Linked DNA regions of Homo sapiens: region 2 is linked to region 1. A link is an interaction called in ENCODE POLR2A ChIA-PET data of the cell type or tissue named here. Cell type or tissue: MCF 10A. All regions are shown on one strand. Links, peaks and the distances in the headings refer to the core of each region. The heading gives the core; the rest is flanking DNA.

Region 1 (7,797 bases), core at 1,153-6,152:
TTTGAGTTCTTTTTCTTCTAGAATTATTCATTTATCTGTTCATTAAACAGTAAACAATGAACCCCAGGCAGTGTTTTAGGAACTCACATAGAAACATACTTTGTTCTTTTCAGTTTCAGAGATCTTTTTTATTTAACTTAGAATTATTTCACTTTTGAATCTCTTAATTTCAGCATCTGTATTTATTTCAAACCTTTTGGGAATAAAGAGGCAACTTGTTATGTTGGAAAGGCTTTTGGAGCCTGATAGATCTGAGTTTTAATCCTGTCTTTGCCACTTACTAGGTATTTAATATTCAGGAATTTATATTATCTTTCTAAACCTTTTTTTTTTTTTTCTGTAAAATGGGAAGTTCTTAGTATGGTACTTGGCTTAGATGGCTCCCAATAAAATAATGCCTGCTAAGATTATTATTATCACACAGAAAGTTTGTCCTTAGTACCAAATCAATTTTTTTTGTTTTTGTTTTTGTTTTGCCAAGAAGTACTTTTAAAACTAGAGTACATTAAGACAATGATTAAAGGATTCTGTTTTGTTTATTTTTATATCACATTCTTGAAGTTTGGACAAGTTGTCATAATTTACATAAAACTATTACTTCTAAGCTATTACTTCTAAGTTGGTGTGTCCTTCTCTGAGCTAGCAGTGTCATAGTAGTACTGTGACTTACTAGTCAAGTTTAGGCCAGCAAGTCACATACTATGTTTAGGCCTTATAATATTAATGAGGGTTAATAATATGTACCTTATGGATTTTATGATAACTAAATTACGTATTAGTTTGGAAGCTAACCGTGTCTAGTTGTGAGCTAAAAACCAAGTATTTAGTGTAAGATTCAGGCTTGTTCGGGAAATACAAGGCGGGGATGCAATCAAATGTCAGGAATCGCCAGAACACCGGGAATAAGGAAGCTATCGGAACACTTCCTTTTCTCATTGTCTTTGCCTTTCTCTATGCATCTGCTTTGTTTTTCTCTTTCATTATGTGGAACTGATTTTCTCTTTTGCTTTTAGAGTCATAGTAGGATGTTTGCCTCAACACTTGCTGAGTTTGTATGTTAATTCTTGTAATCATCTGCAGAGACTGACTCTGAGTTAGGTTTGAAATTACTTGTCCCCCAGCTTAGGTCAGATTTCCATATTGGTTCAGTTAACACTGGCCAGTTAAATGGGGCCTCACAATATGCACTTGGCCCACCCCTGAGAACTGAGGGGGAGATTTTCAGAAAAAGGGAGGGAGGCGGCGTGGCAGATACCTCAGAAAGTGTGTGCCACAAGTGAAGTCATTTAAGTATACAGCACTGAAGAAAGTCAAGGTATTGTTATCATTAGATGATGTAGTACTTTGTGAAATATCACTAATAGCATCTATTCAGAATAGCATGTCATTTATCTACCAGCGCAACAGATCTGATTAGTCCCTTATATGCCCTTGATTTTTGTCAAGGGCAGTAGCGTAGTGATTATTATATCTTTTTCAATTGTTGTAATGAATATAAAGTCTTTTGCAATTTGTCTTTTATATTCAAAATTATTTTAATCATAGAGTGTGCTTGAAATGAACTTTTTGGTGGATATAATTTTTAAGAACATATCTTTGTATAAAAGCACTTTTGTTAAATATTGCTAATGAACTTTTTTCAGGAATAAGTTGAACGTATAATCAGTTTTTTTTCAAATGCAGCATAGAAATAAGAAATATTCAAGTAATTGATACATGATTCTTTTGGTTCTATCATTGAATTTCTGAACTCTCAGCTATAACTTGTTAAGGCATCTTTTAAATTATCCCAGACATTATGAATGGAGTGCTCAGTAATGATTTGTATAACCCTTAGCTTTGTTTTGATTCATTTTCTTTATACTACTTAGGGTATCATCATATGACAAGATAACTGTATACCCCTGTATAGACACTTAATATTGTTAATATTTATTGTTCTGTGTTCATATTTACCCCAAATTAGAATAGTCAATAGGTATAATTTACCTGAAGTGTCAGCTCTGCAGCACACTTTTTCTGAATTTCTGATTTAGTCTGGGTGGGGGAGCTAGGTTTCGGTTTAAGGATGCCTTTGTTTTGTGATTTTGTGATATAGTAGAAATCAAAACTGCTTTTAAGTATAGAAGACTGGTGTTACAATTATTTGGGGGGATAGTCAGGCTCCCATTTTCAGTTCTTTTTTTTTTTTTTTTTTCCCGGACAGGGTTTCACCCTGTTGCCCAGGCTGGAGTGTAGTGGCGCCCTCTAAGCTTACTGCAGCCTTCATCTCCTGGGCTAAAGTGGCCCTCCCACTTCAGTCTCCTGAGTAGCTGGGACTGCAGGCACAAGCCACCGTGTCTGGCCGATTTTTATATTTGTATTTTTGTAGAGACAGAGTTTTGCCACGTTGCCCACGCTGGTCTTGAACTCTTAGACTCAAGCAATCCGTCTGCTTTGGCCTCCCAAAGTATTGGGATACAGGCGTGAACCACCACACCCGGCCCCATTTTTAGTTCTAGTAGGTCTGTATGTATCTCCCACCTTGTCAAACTTGTGTGTAATTTTTTTTAAAAAAGGTTTCACCCACCTTGTCAAACTTGCGTGTGATTTTTAAAAAAGTTTTCTTCCTTTTTTTTTTGAGACAGAGTCTCACTCAATCGCCCAGGCTGGAGTGCAGTGGCATAATCTTGGCTCACTGCAACCTCCGCCTCCTGGGTTCTAGTGATTCTCCTGCCTCAGCCTCCCAAGTAGCTGGGATTACAGGCGCCCATTTACTACCATGCCCATTTAATTTTTGTATTTTTGGTAGAGACAGGGTTTCACCATGTTGACCAGGCTGGTCTTGAACTCCTGACCTCAGGTGATTCACCCGCCTTGGCTTCCTACAGTGCTGGGATTACAGGCCACTGTGCCCAGCATCTTCCTATTTTGTTTTAAAACAGCTTTACTGACATGATTGACATACCAAACAATTCACCTGTTTGAAGTATACAATTCAGTGGTTTTGATATCTTACTAATTTTTAAAAATTGTGGTAAAATACATATAACAAAATTTGCCATTTTGACCACTTTTACATGTACAATTCAGTGGCATTAAATTATATTTATAATATTATGTAACAACCATCACATAGCTGTCTCTAAAACTTTTTCATTATCCAAAGAGAAATTCTGTAACCATTAAGCCATAAGTTTTCATTCTCCTGTCCCCCAGCCCTTAGTAACCTTTAATCTACTTTCTGTCTCTATGAATTTGCCTATTCTAGATATTTCATTTAAGTGACATAATATATTTGCCTTTTAATGCCTGTCTTACTTTACTTAGCATGTTTTCAAGATTTATCCACATTATAGCACGTATCAGACCTTAACTTCATTTTAAAGCTGCTTAACATACTGGTGTGTGTGTGTGTGTGTGTGTGTGTGTGTGTGTGTGTGTGTCTGTATATATATATCACATTTTGTTTATCTGTTCATCTCTTGATGGACATTTGGATAATTTCCACCTTTTGGCTACTGCGAATAATGCTGTCATGAACATCATTGTACAGATATCTGTTTGAATCTCTTCTTTTGATTCTCTTGGGTACATAGGAATGGAATTGCTGGGATATGTTGGTAAATCTATGTTTAGCTTTTTGAGGAACTACCCAACTGTTTTACAAAGCAGCAGTAACATTTTATATCCCCTCTAGCAATGAATGAGGGTTCCAGTTTCTCCACATCCTCTTCATCACTTGTTATTTTCTGTTTTATTTAATTAATTTAAAAAATTCAGCTATTGTAGAGGTTGTGAAGTGGTATCTCATTGTGGTTTTGGTTTTCATTTCCTTAATGATTAGTGATGTTGAGTATCTTTTCATATGTGTTTTGGCCATTTTTATATATCTTCATATATATATTATTTTACTTTTAAGTTCTGGGATACATGTGCAGAACATGCAGGTTTGTTACATAGGTATACATGTGCCATGGTGGTTTGCTACACCTATCAACCTGTCATCTGTGTTTTAAGCCCCGCGTGCATTAGTTATTTATCTAATGCTTTCCCTCCTCTTGGCCCCCACCCCAACAGGCCCCAGTGTGTGATGTGCCCCTCCCTGTGTCCATGTATGTTCTCATTGTTCATCTCCCACTTATGAGTGAGAACATGTGGTATTTGGTTTTCTGTTCCTGTGTTAGTTTGTTGAGAATGATGGTTTCCAGCTTCATCCATGTCCCTGCAAAGGACATGAACTCATTCTTTTTTCATTTTTATTTATCTTCTTTGGAGAAATGTTTATTAAAACTTTTGCCCATTTTTGAATTGGGGTTTTTTGTTGTTGACTTGTAGGAGTTCTTTGTATATTCTGGTATTAATTCCTTAGTAGATACATGATTTGCAAATACTTTTCCCATTCTATGGGTTGTCTTTTCTCTCTCTCCATATGAATTTTAGGATGAGTTTTTCTATTTCTGTAATGCCATTGTAATTTTGATAGGGATTGCTTTGAATCTGTGGATTGCTTTGGGTAACATTGTCATATTAACAATATTAAGTCTTCTTCCAATCTAGAATACTGGATGTCTTTTCATTTATTTAAGTCTTCTTTAATTTTTATCAGCAATATTCTGTAGTTTCCAATGTACAAGTCTTTCACCTCATTGGTTAAATTTATCTTTAAGTACTTTATTCTTTTGGATGCTGTTGCAAATGGAATTTTATTATTATTAATTCTTTTATTACTGCTTTTTAAGAGACAGGATCTTGCTGTTTTGCCCAGGCAGGAGTGCAGTGGTATGATCATGACTCATTGCAGCCTCGAATACCTGGGCTCAAGTTATCCTCCTGCCTTAGCCTCCTGTGTAGCTAAGGACTACAGGCATATGCCACCACGTTCAGCTAATTTTTTTCTCTTTCTCTTCTCTGTTGTGTCAATTCCAGATAGAAATCCTCTCTCTCTTTCCTTTCCTTACAAAACACAAATACAGAAATCCCTAGTGGACTTGACTAAGCAGTGTGGAATACCCGTTTTCGAAGCTAGTTAGAGCTAAATGCATACTTTTAGATCAGAGCAAACTGTATGACCTATCTGTTTCACTCCCCTAATGCTCAAATATGTATCTTTGATCTTATCACACTCTGGCTCCATGGAAGGAAGAGAGAAGACAGCTACACCCATGTATTATGATCCTTTAATCATATCAGTTCCTTTTTGTGTTAGAATAAAGAGGGACCTGAGGAGAGGAAAGGAGACACGTTTAAACTTCTCTTAGAGGCAGCAGAATATGTAATTGCTCTAATCATTAAACATTTTTAATTTACCAGTTAAAATTATTAATAAGATTACATCTAAATTCCTTTAATGAAATTCAAAGCCTTTTCCATTTTCTAGCTCTTATTTCTTTGCATTTCTTCTCACAATTCTTTACCATGGATTATTTACCATTAACACCCCAAATTCACTTCCTCGCCTCTCTTCATTTGCTTATATTGTTCCCTCTTGCCTGGAATATCTACATTGTCAAACCCAGGCAAAGCAGCAAGATTCTATTTAGTCCTCAAGGTTCAATTTATCTGTTATCTCCTTTGTGTGAAGCATTAGTATCCACATAATTAGTGTTCTATTCTCACTAATTCTGAAGCACTTAAAACTTTATCACATTATTAAATTTTGTGTCTGCATATATGCATACTTGTCTTTCTTGAATGAAGACTAAGAGTTTCTTGAAGGAAAGTATCATATCATAATCAAATTTTTAAAAACTCCAGTCATTGCCACCATGCTTTGTATACTGTAGACGTTTGCTAACGCATTTTAAAGGAACAAATGAATGAGCGTGAAAGAAACATGAGTTTACTTGGTGGGAATTGCTGAAGAGCTCTCTGGTGCCATGAAATCTGCTTTTATTTTTTATATCTTTGTGTTAAAATATATATTTAATGCTGATAGAATGTTAAAACTGGTCTCATTTTTACATCCCCCTTGCTTTGCATTCTTTTATATGTTATTTGGAGTTTAAACATACATTTCTCACCAAAAATGTAATTCATATGTAAGAAATAAAAGAAAATATATTGTTTTCTTAGGGAAATTAAATCTGTTTATTCTCATATAGTTTGGGATTTTTAAATATTTTGACAATTCTTAAATCATAATTTGAATTTTTGTGTAACTAAGAAACACCATTATTTATATCTAATTTGCATCACATTTTATTAAGAAAATAATTGATATTGCTCTTTCATTTCAGCTAAACCATTTACTTCTAAAGTGAAACAAATGCGATTACATAGAGAAGACTTTGAAATATTAAAGGTGATTGGTCGAGGAGCTTTTGGGGAGGTAAGAGATTAAGATTTGATAGAAGGTCTGCTAATTATTTTGGAAGCTGTTGAACACAATTGTGAGAGAATTTAACAAGTATTGTTACTTGTTACTTGTTAAACAATATTTGTTAAGTTGTGATTGATGTGATTGATTGTGCTGTTGTGATTGATATAATAGCTCAGAAAATAAAGTGTTGAATGAAATATTTCTACTGGGAATTTTTTCTAAGATCATGTTTTCACATGTACTTCATATGTCAATGTAAATATGAGTGTGTTTCTAGACTCTTCTTTTGTTCTGTTGGTCTGTCTTATTCTAGTTTATAAGGAATCTTGATACCTGGTAGTGTATATACTCTGACTTCCTTTTTCTCCCCCTCTCCCATCTCTCCTCCCCTGATATTTTCATAGTATTTTATTTTATGTATGAATGTATGTATGTATGTATGTATGTATGTATGTATGTATGTATTTATTTATTTTTGAGATGGAGTTTCCCTCTGTTGCCCAGGCTGGAGCGCAGTGGCATGATCTTGGCTCACTACAACCTCCACCTCCCGGATTCAAGTGATTCTCCTGCTTCAGCCTCCCGAGTAGCTGGGATTACAGGCGTCCGCCATCAGGCCCAGCTAATTTTTGTATTTTTAGTCAAGTTGGGTTTTTGCCGTGTTGGTCAGGCGGGTCTCAAATTCCTGACCTCAAGTGATCTGCCCACCTTGTCCTCCTAAAGGATATTTTCATAGTATTTTAGAATCAGTTTTTCAATTTCGACTCACTTGTAAAGATACACATGCACGCGCACGCGCGCGCGCTCTCTCTCGCTCTCTCTCTCGCTCTCTTTCTCTCTCTCCCTCCTCTCTCTCTCCTCTCTCTTCTCTTGTCTCCTCTCTCTCTCTCTTTTTTCCAGGAATTTGGGTAAAGTTTGTATTGAAACTGGAGATCAGTTTGCAGACAATTGGCATTTTAACAATACTACTGAGTCACCTAATCCATAGACGTGGTATATTCTTCCATTTATTTAGGGCTTTATAAATTTATCTCAATACCGTTTTGTAGTGTTCATTCAGTATAGAAGACCTCCACATCTTTCAGCAGATTTATTCCTGGATATGTGATAGTCTTGATATTATTTTAATTAGAATTGTTTGTGAAATTTCATTTCTTAATTGTTTTCTTGGTAGTAGTTAGAAGTAGAATTTAATTTTATTGATCTTATACCTTGTTATACTTTTCAAATAGGAATTTTGTTGAATTTTATTAATACTTTATCTGCATCTTTTGGGACACTCATGGTTTTTCTCCTTTACTTTGTTAATGTGTTGAATTATGCTGTTATATTTTCAGATGTTAAACAATCTTTGCATTCCTAAAATAAGCCCAACTGACTTGTGATATGTTACCCCCTTTATATGTACCAACGGACTTCATGTGCTTTTTGTGTGTTGATAGGATCTTTGCACCTGTGTTCTTCAGATAAATTGGCCTGTAATTTTCCTACTTCGA
Region 2 (7,797 bases), core at 1,453-6,452, 280 kb after region 1:
CACCCCAGGGACGCCACTTACGTGGAACCCCATGCAAATGCGGCCCAGCTGGCTGACACTCCCAGAGCACAGGTGGGGCTGGGGGCTGACAGGCTCAACCCTCCCGGGGCCCACCCTGCCCCTCCCACTGAAGGGCCCGGCTCACCTGAGGGGTCCTCGGAGCGCAGGCTCTTCTTGGCGACCTCTGCCAGTGCCCCGAAGCCCAGGCCCACGGCCAGACCTGCAAGGAGGAGGGGGCGGGCACTCAGTGCTCACGCAGGGCTGGGGCCACCCGCTCGCCCACCCACAAGGCCTGGGGCAGCACCACACAGACACCGCTTGCACCAGGGGCCCTCGCTGCCACACCAGCATTTTGAAAAGTGGGGAACAAGGTGGGAGATGCCACCTGTTGTTTTAAGAGAACATTTGGCTCGAGGTAGGTGTTTCAGTGAAAAAGATTCAGGAATCCCCCACTCCACACCATCACCTTTGATAATTCACAGGCTCACGGGCACACGGACACCCCAAAGTAATGCCAGCTGGGAAGCACCTGGGAAGGACCCAGCACAAATGGGAAGACGGACCAGGGATGGTCCACAGACCAACGTCACCCCGACCACACAGGGCACCCTGAGAACACAACCACCCGCTTCAGGTCTGTCTGAAGAGCCTCCCATCACCTAGACTTCCCTAATTCACTGGAACAGGAAAGGTGTTGCCACAGGCATACAAAGCACTTGGTGGTGAGAGTGAGAACACTTTTGGCTCCCCCTAATCCAAGCCAGGGGAACTCGCGGGGCTCAGGCGCAGCCCTCGCTGGGTAATGGAAGGCCCTCTCGCCCACCTTGCCCTTTCTGCGGGGCTGGCAAACACTGACATCTGAGGACCGTGGGGTGCCAGGCCTTCCCATTATCCTCTTTCACAATCTTCCGAATCAAGGTCCACTAACACCTCATTTATCCAAAAATCAGTCAATGAATGATCCCAGCTGCTCAAGAAAGCCACTCCCCACCCCTGCCCAGGAGCCCAGAAGGTGCCACTAATGCCACACCTCACCCAGGGCCAGTATTCTCTTCCTTTATACCCAGCTGTAGCTGGCTTTCCGGGTAGGCATGGGTGAGCAGAAAGAGGGTGAAGAGCACCTGGCTGGGCACGGTGACCATGGCCGGCAGGGCTGAGACCAGAGCGGCCGCACGATGAGCCGGCCTCGGAGAGCCCCGCACCCCGCACCCGGGCAACATCGCAGCCCCGCAGCCCCGCAGCCCCGAAGCCAGGCAACATCGCAGTCCCACAGCCCCGCAGTCCCACAGCCCCGCAGCCAGGCAACATCGCAGTCCCACAGCCCCGCAGTCCCGCAGCCCCGCAGCCCGGCAACATCGCAGTCCCACAGCCCCGCAGTCCCGCAGCCCTGCAGCCCCGCAGCCAGGCAACATCGCAGTCCCACAGCCCCGCAGTCCCACAGCCCCGCAGCCAGGCAACATCGCAGTCCCACAGCCCCGCAGTCCCGCAGCCCCGCAGCCAGGCAACATCGCAGTCCCACAGCCCCGCAGTCCCGCAGCCCCACAGCCAGGCAACATCGCAGTCCCACAGCCCCGCAGTCAGACAACATCGCAGCGCCACAGCCCCACTGCCCGGCAGCCAGGCAACATCGCAGCAGGGGGCTGTTGGGGGAGAGGGCTCACACCAGGACGCTCTGTTTAAGGCGCAAGGAAACTGGCATCTGCTTGCATGTTTCCAAATTCTCTACAGTGATTATGCATGACTTTTATGAAAAATACAGAACTTGTTGAAAATTTAATGAAAAGTACATTTTAAAACTAAAAAGAAGACAACTCAATTTTTAAAAAAATGTTTTTGCGATACATTTTTACCCACACCTGGGCAACAGTGCACCCTCCACGTCCCCAGCAGTCTGGGCAGCCCCTGCCTCACAGGCTGTCGTGCGGGCGTGAGTAGAGCACTCGCCGGGCCAGGAACACACAAAGGCCACACAAGCAGCTGCTGTTGTTCTCGTGACTCTATTCAAAAAGGCTGGGCCGGCGCAGAACAAAAGAAATAGAAGGCAAGCCACACATATAATTGTTACTTTTCTAGCAGCCACACTGAAAAAGGCAAGAAGAAACATGCAAAATGAATTCTAATAGTATAATTTACTTAATATACCCAAAATGTTATCATTTCAACAAGTAATCAAAATAAATATTATTAGAGATATTTTGCACTTGTGTGTGTGCACAAAGTCTCCAAACACCATGTGTGTTTTATACTCAGCACATCCCACTGTGGACCAGCCGCATTTCCAAGGCCCCGTGCGGCTGGCGGCTCCGTACTGGGCAGCATGGGGCAGGATAAGCTGAGCCTCCTGGCCCTCAGGAGTGACAACACACATGGTACAGATGTCTGCTGTGTTGGGATGGGGGTGCCTGGCAGGTACATCAGCTCTTTCTCTCGCTGTAGAAAGCCCTGGGCTCAGAGCTGGGAGACACAGTCCCCGTTTAAACATTAACTCCCTGATGCCTGCCCACCTCTGCCCTGCCAGCACTCGAGCACACGATCTGACTTAGCGAAATAAACGGAGACAGGCAACATTAGCCTGTGCACTGCAGTGACCTTCACCAATGTCTCTCTGTGTCTGGATTCTTCTCTGCCTGAAGCAAGTCCAGAGACAAGCCCACGAGAGGGGCAGGTGGATCCACAGGTTACCGGAGATGCCACAGCTGTAGGGTGGGCCACATTGAGCTCCTCCTTCTGCAGGCAGAGGTGTGTCCCCCTCATCACCCTCCATCAGGACCCCCCTCAAACTGTTCTCTGGCCACTTTCAGGCACACAGCTCTCCACTGGCAAGGACCTGTTATTAAACAAATGACCAAAAGAACATTCCACAGAGGAGGCCTCAGGCCCCACACGTCCCTCAGGACCGACCAGCCCAGTGCCAGGCCAAGGCGCTGCCCACTGACAGACAGGCAGGCTCCCCAGGGGACAGAAACCAGCCCAGCTGGCCAGCAACCCTGACCTTGGCCTCACGAGCTCCTGCACCAGTGAACCCAGAATAAACTGAGGCCCTCCCGCCCCAGACTCAGCGCATTGCTCAGGAACCCAGGCCAGCCTCTGCCCTCCATTAGAACCAGCCAGCACTGGAGGCAACTCCAGAAGATGAGCACCTCAGCCGGCACTCCCCGGGTCCTCGTGGGACCCCACTCGGCACCCCCACAGCCCTCAGGACACCTCACACCTCTCCCTGCTCAGATCCACATTCTAAGAGCGCCCCCGGCTTGGCCCACGTGGCCAGCAAGGTCGTCCTGGAGGAAAACCAGCCCCAGCACAAGCTCCAGGCTCTAAAGCCACTGTGAGCAGCCTTGCTTCCCTCCTGGCCTGTTCCAGGAAAGCTTCTGACATGTTTCTCCGAGAGAAGTTATGCAATGAAGGAATGACAGGGGAGGGAGGGGCAGGCTCTCCCCCAGGCAGGAACACAGGCTGCAGGCCAACCTCCTATGACTTCTGGAGCCCAGTCCCCCACAAGGCCCCATCCTCCCAAAAGTCCCTCTAGGAGGTCATCAGAGCCAAACAGGGCCCTCCTGTGGGCAGTCACTCGGCTTCTGCCCAGATGGACACCAGGAGGTTAAAAAAAGCAAAACATCAAACAACTTCCAACAAACAGGGCCCTTCCTAGCAGGCTGGGTGAAAAGTGCTTAAGGGCAGGGGTGAGTAAGTAAAGTTCCTTGGGGCTTTGGCTTTACCTGCCAGAAACTAGGCCTGTTTACAGAGAAGGGCTCGGGGGAGTTTCTCTACCAGCAAGGGGTAAAGATACAGCTAAACAGCAGCAAACTATAAACCAGGCGCTGCGCTAAGCCCAGCTTTTACTGAGGCATCCAACAATCCTCATCTAATAGACAAGAAATCCCCACAGAAAATGCAGCAGCCCAGGAGGCTTCCCTTTGCTTCAAGGTGTTCCTGAATCCCCAGTGTTCAGTCTTTCTCTATCACCACCTGGCATCCTCCAGCTGCCCCCAGCCTCAGGGGAGGACAGGGGGCCTGGGGAGGGGGCTGCAGCCCCCAGCATGGCAGGAAGGGGCACGGGAAGGCGAGAGGAGTTCCTAGCGGCTGCTCTCACAGGTTCTCAGGATCTGTCCCTCTGTTCCCAGAACTGGACTGGTGGGGGAAGGGAAGCCCTATAGCCCCTCTGGGGCCTAATTACAGAGCCTGGCCAGGCTCAGACTTCCACACACACCACAGAGGCCTGGGCTCTAGTCCCAGGGATGTCACAAATAACCATATGGCCCTGGGCCATATGCTTCTTCTTGGCTCAGCTTCCTCATCTGTAACAGGAGAGAATAAGAACCTCTCTCATCTCCAACACAGAGCTCCTGAAATACACAGAAAAGCCCCTTTCCAAGGAGGCTCCTGAGAAGGCAAAAAACTACACTCCCGCACCCCTGCTGAGGGTGCAGAACTCTTGGATCTAGAACACATCTATCCTGCTGCAAAGTGGACCCAGAAGAGCACTGGCACTGCAGGAAGCATGGCGTGTGCCCTCAGCAAATCAGGCTGGCGTCACTGCCTGCCACTTGTCGCTGGCCTTGTATGCAGCCCTGTCAACAAAGGGGCATCATGCCAGCAGGTTAGGGCACACAGTGCTGTTGCAGGGGGTCCTGAAGGTCCCAGCCAAAGGGTCCAACAGCATTGCTGCTGTGGGATGGCTCTCAAGGCCACAGCAAGCCACAGCCAGGTCTCGAACCGTGTCCAGAAACCAAGTGATACTGTGAGTCTTTCACAAAACTAAGTTATTCCATTTATTCTCCTCTGTCTTAAAGCACGTACTTTATACTTTTGCACTGTTAAAATGTCCTTTTGAAAAGATAAATAAAGTGATGGTATAAAGTGGTGCTTTGTTTTAAATGTCCTTACATGCAAAATTTTAAAAATAACCACCCCAAGCCCATTCACCCAATGTTTGTTTTAAATTTTACCACTGAGATGAGGGACACAAAAGTTTGGGGGGATGGGGCACAATGGTCCCAGAGAGAGCTTTGCTGCTGGTGTATTAACAGTATCCGAAGTGTACTGGCATCTTTGGGAAATTAAGCAACAAGAGCCAACAGCCTAAGCAATGCCTGTTTTCTAACATAAGAGAGTTACCTTACCTCTTAGGAAACCCAATAGAGTCTCATAAGCTATATTTAAAAGCAAAGTATTTTTCTGGGAGTAAGGGACCCCCAACCTTTTACCTTTTAAAAATAATAGGATACCCAAAGGTCCATTCCCTCTACTCTTCATTCCTGGCCCACTGACCTGCTTTTTCTCATATGAGCATCTCCTTGTTTTCACAGGTCAAATTTCAAAATCCTTTCTACACAGAATCAAATAATATTATTGCTTCCTCTTTCTTTACTTTTTGTTTCCTGTCTTCCTCTCTCCCCTTTTCCTCTCTCCCCTTCTGCCTTAATGATGTGGATTGTAAGTTCCTGTGTGAAGGCCCCAGGAACCACCACAGAGCTATGCACAAAGCAGTGCTCAACTCCTTCTGGCAAGTCTTCTCTAGTGCCTCCTCTATCCATTAAAGTCTCACTTCTGTAGGTGTCCATTTCTCAATGTATAGGTACAGAGGAGATAAGTCATCTCCTCTAAACCTGCAAGACTGAAGGATAAATGGAAAAAGGCATGGAAAATACAGAAAAGAGCAAAGGAGACACAGGGGACAGAGGGAAAAGATCTAACATATGTGTAATTGGAGTCCCAGAAAGAGAGGAGAGAATAGTACAGATACAGTATTTGAAGAAATGATCAAAATTTTCCAAAACTGATGGAAGCCACAGTTCAAGATGCTCTGTAAACCCCAAGCAGAATAAATACAAAGCAAACCACACTCAAGCATGTCACAGTCAAACTGCTAGAGAACAAAAACAAAAAGGAAATCGTAAAAGCAGCCAGAGAAAAGAAATAAGACATAACTTTCAAAGAAGCAGCAATATAACTGATAGCCACATTTTCAAAAAAACAATCAAAGTAAGAAAACAATAGAGGAATATTATTAAAGTGATCAAAGGAAACACATTTTCAACATCGAATATTCTACCCAGCAAAAATACCTTAAAAAAATAAAGTATGATGATATATTCTCTTTTTTCTTTTTTTTCTTTTTCTTTTTGAGATGGAGCTGTCATCCAGGCTGGAGTGCAACGCCGCCATCTTGGCTCACTGCAACCTCCACCTCCCCAGTTCAAGTGATTCTCCTGCCTCAGCCTCCCAAGTAGCTGGGATTACAGGTACCCACCACCACGCCCAGCTAACTTTTTGTACTTTTAGTAGAGATGGGGTTTCACCGTGTTAGCCAGGATCGTCTCGATCTCTTGACCTCATGATCCACCCACCCTGACCTCCCAAAGTGCTGGGATTACAGGCATGAGCCACCGTGCCCAGCTATAATGACATTTTCAAAAAAATAAAAACTAGGTCGGGTGTGGTGGCTCATGCCTGTAATCCCAGCACTTTGGGAGGCAGAGGTGGGTGGATCACCTGAGGTCAGGAGTTCGAGATCAGCCTGGCCAACATGGCAAAACCCCATCTCTGCTAAAAATACAAAAATTAGCTGGGTGTGGTGGCATGCACCTGTAATCCCAGCTACTCAGGAGGCTGAGGCAGGAGAATCACCTGAACCCGGGAGGCAGAGGTTGCAGTGAGTCGAGATCACGCCATTGCACTCCAGCCTGGGTGACAAGAGCAAAACTTCATCTCAAAAAATAAATCAATAAAAAATAAATAAAAACTAAAAGAATTCATGATTAACAGACTACACTGTAAGAGAGAGGAGAGTTCCTCAGAGAAAAAGAAAATTATACCAAATAAAATTATAGAAATGCAGGAAGAAAGAAACACAAAAAAGGGCAAATATGTGGGTAAATCTAAATTCATATGGGCTGTACAAAGAAATAATTCTTGTGGTGTTTAATATATCTTAATATCTAAAAAGTGTTCTAAGGTATTAGCATCATTGGAGAAGTAGTAAAAATAATCACTTATTTTTATATTGTAATAAGTCAAGATGCGTGCTGTAATCTCAAGAGTGATCACCAAAAGAACCGTAAAGGAATGTAAAACATAAGAGCTAACAAAGAGAGAACATGCACGGTCACGCATCATGTAACATTTCAGTCAACGGACTGCATATACGACAGTGATAGATTGTATCATATTTTTACTATACCTTTTCTATGTTTAGGTACACAAATACCGTTGTATTACAGTTATCTACTGTATTCAGTACAGTAACATGTTGTAAAGGTTTGTAGCCTAGGAGCAACAGGCTATGCCATACAGCCTAGGCATGTAGCAGGCTATACCATCTAGGTTTGTGTAAGTACACTCTATGATGTTCACACAATGATGAAACTGCCTAACGACACATTTCTCGGACTGAATCCTTGTTAAGACACACATGAGGGCCAGGTGCGGTGGCTCATGCCTTTAATCCCAGCACTTTGGAAGGTTGAGGCAGGTGGATCACTTGAGGCCAGGAGTTCAAGAACAGCCTGGCCAACATGGCAAAACCCTGTCTCCGCTAAAACTACAAAAATTAGCCGGGCATGGCAGCACACACCTGTAATTCCAGCTATTCGAGTGGCTGAGGCATGGGAATTGCCTGAGGTTGCTGTGAGCCGAGATCACGCCGCTGCACTCCAGCCTGGGTGACCGAGCGAGACTGTCTCCAAAAAAAAAGAGAGACGCATGACTATAATTTTAAGTCCTTGATTAATTTAAAAGAAGGCAAAACAGGTGAGAAAAAGGGGGACATAACAGACAGGTCAAATAGTAAACAAACAA

Evidence for each region. ChIA-PET counts read pairs that join two places held together with the same protein. Peaks named below come from ENCODE experiments on the same cell type or tissue, not always from the same donor. Only the 100,000 strongest peaks of a DNase experiment are listed, where the experiment ranks them.
Region 2: POLR2A ChIA-PET joins it to region 1 with 5 read pairs; 2 of 35 experiments call an interaction of 5 or more read pairs at or near these places.

The regions. Positions count from the first base shown.
Region 1 is chr1:227,252,577-227,260,373 of GRCh38, reverse strand. CDC42BPA (CDC42 binding protein kinase alpha) reads left to right here. Exons shown (of 37, transcript NM_001394014.1): 2 at 6,219-6,310. Among named protein-coding and RNA genes, the nearest start is that of CDC42BPA, 62 kb to the left of the region's middle. In MCF 10A, for the core only: no CTCF peak of the experiment used is centred there; no DNase peak of the experiment used is centred there.
Region 2 is chr1:226,969,872-226,977,668 of GRCh38, reverse strand. It overlaps COQ8A (coenzyme Q8A), which reads right to left. Exons shown (of 15, transcript NM_020247.5): 5 at 146-220. Among named protein-coding and RNA genes, the nearest start is that of COQ8A, 33 kb to the right of the region's middle. RefSeq lists an enhancer at 3,228-3,841 and a silencer at 5,635-5,835. In MCF 10A, for the core only: no CTCF peak of the experiment used is centred there; DNase peaks (open chromatin) are centred at 3,398 and 3,638.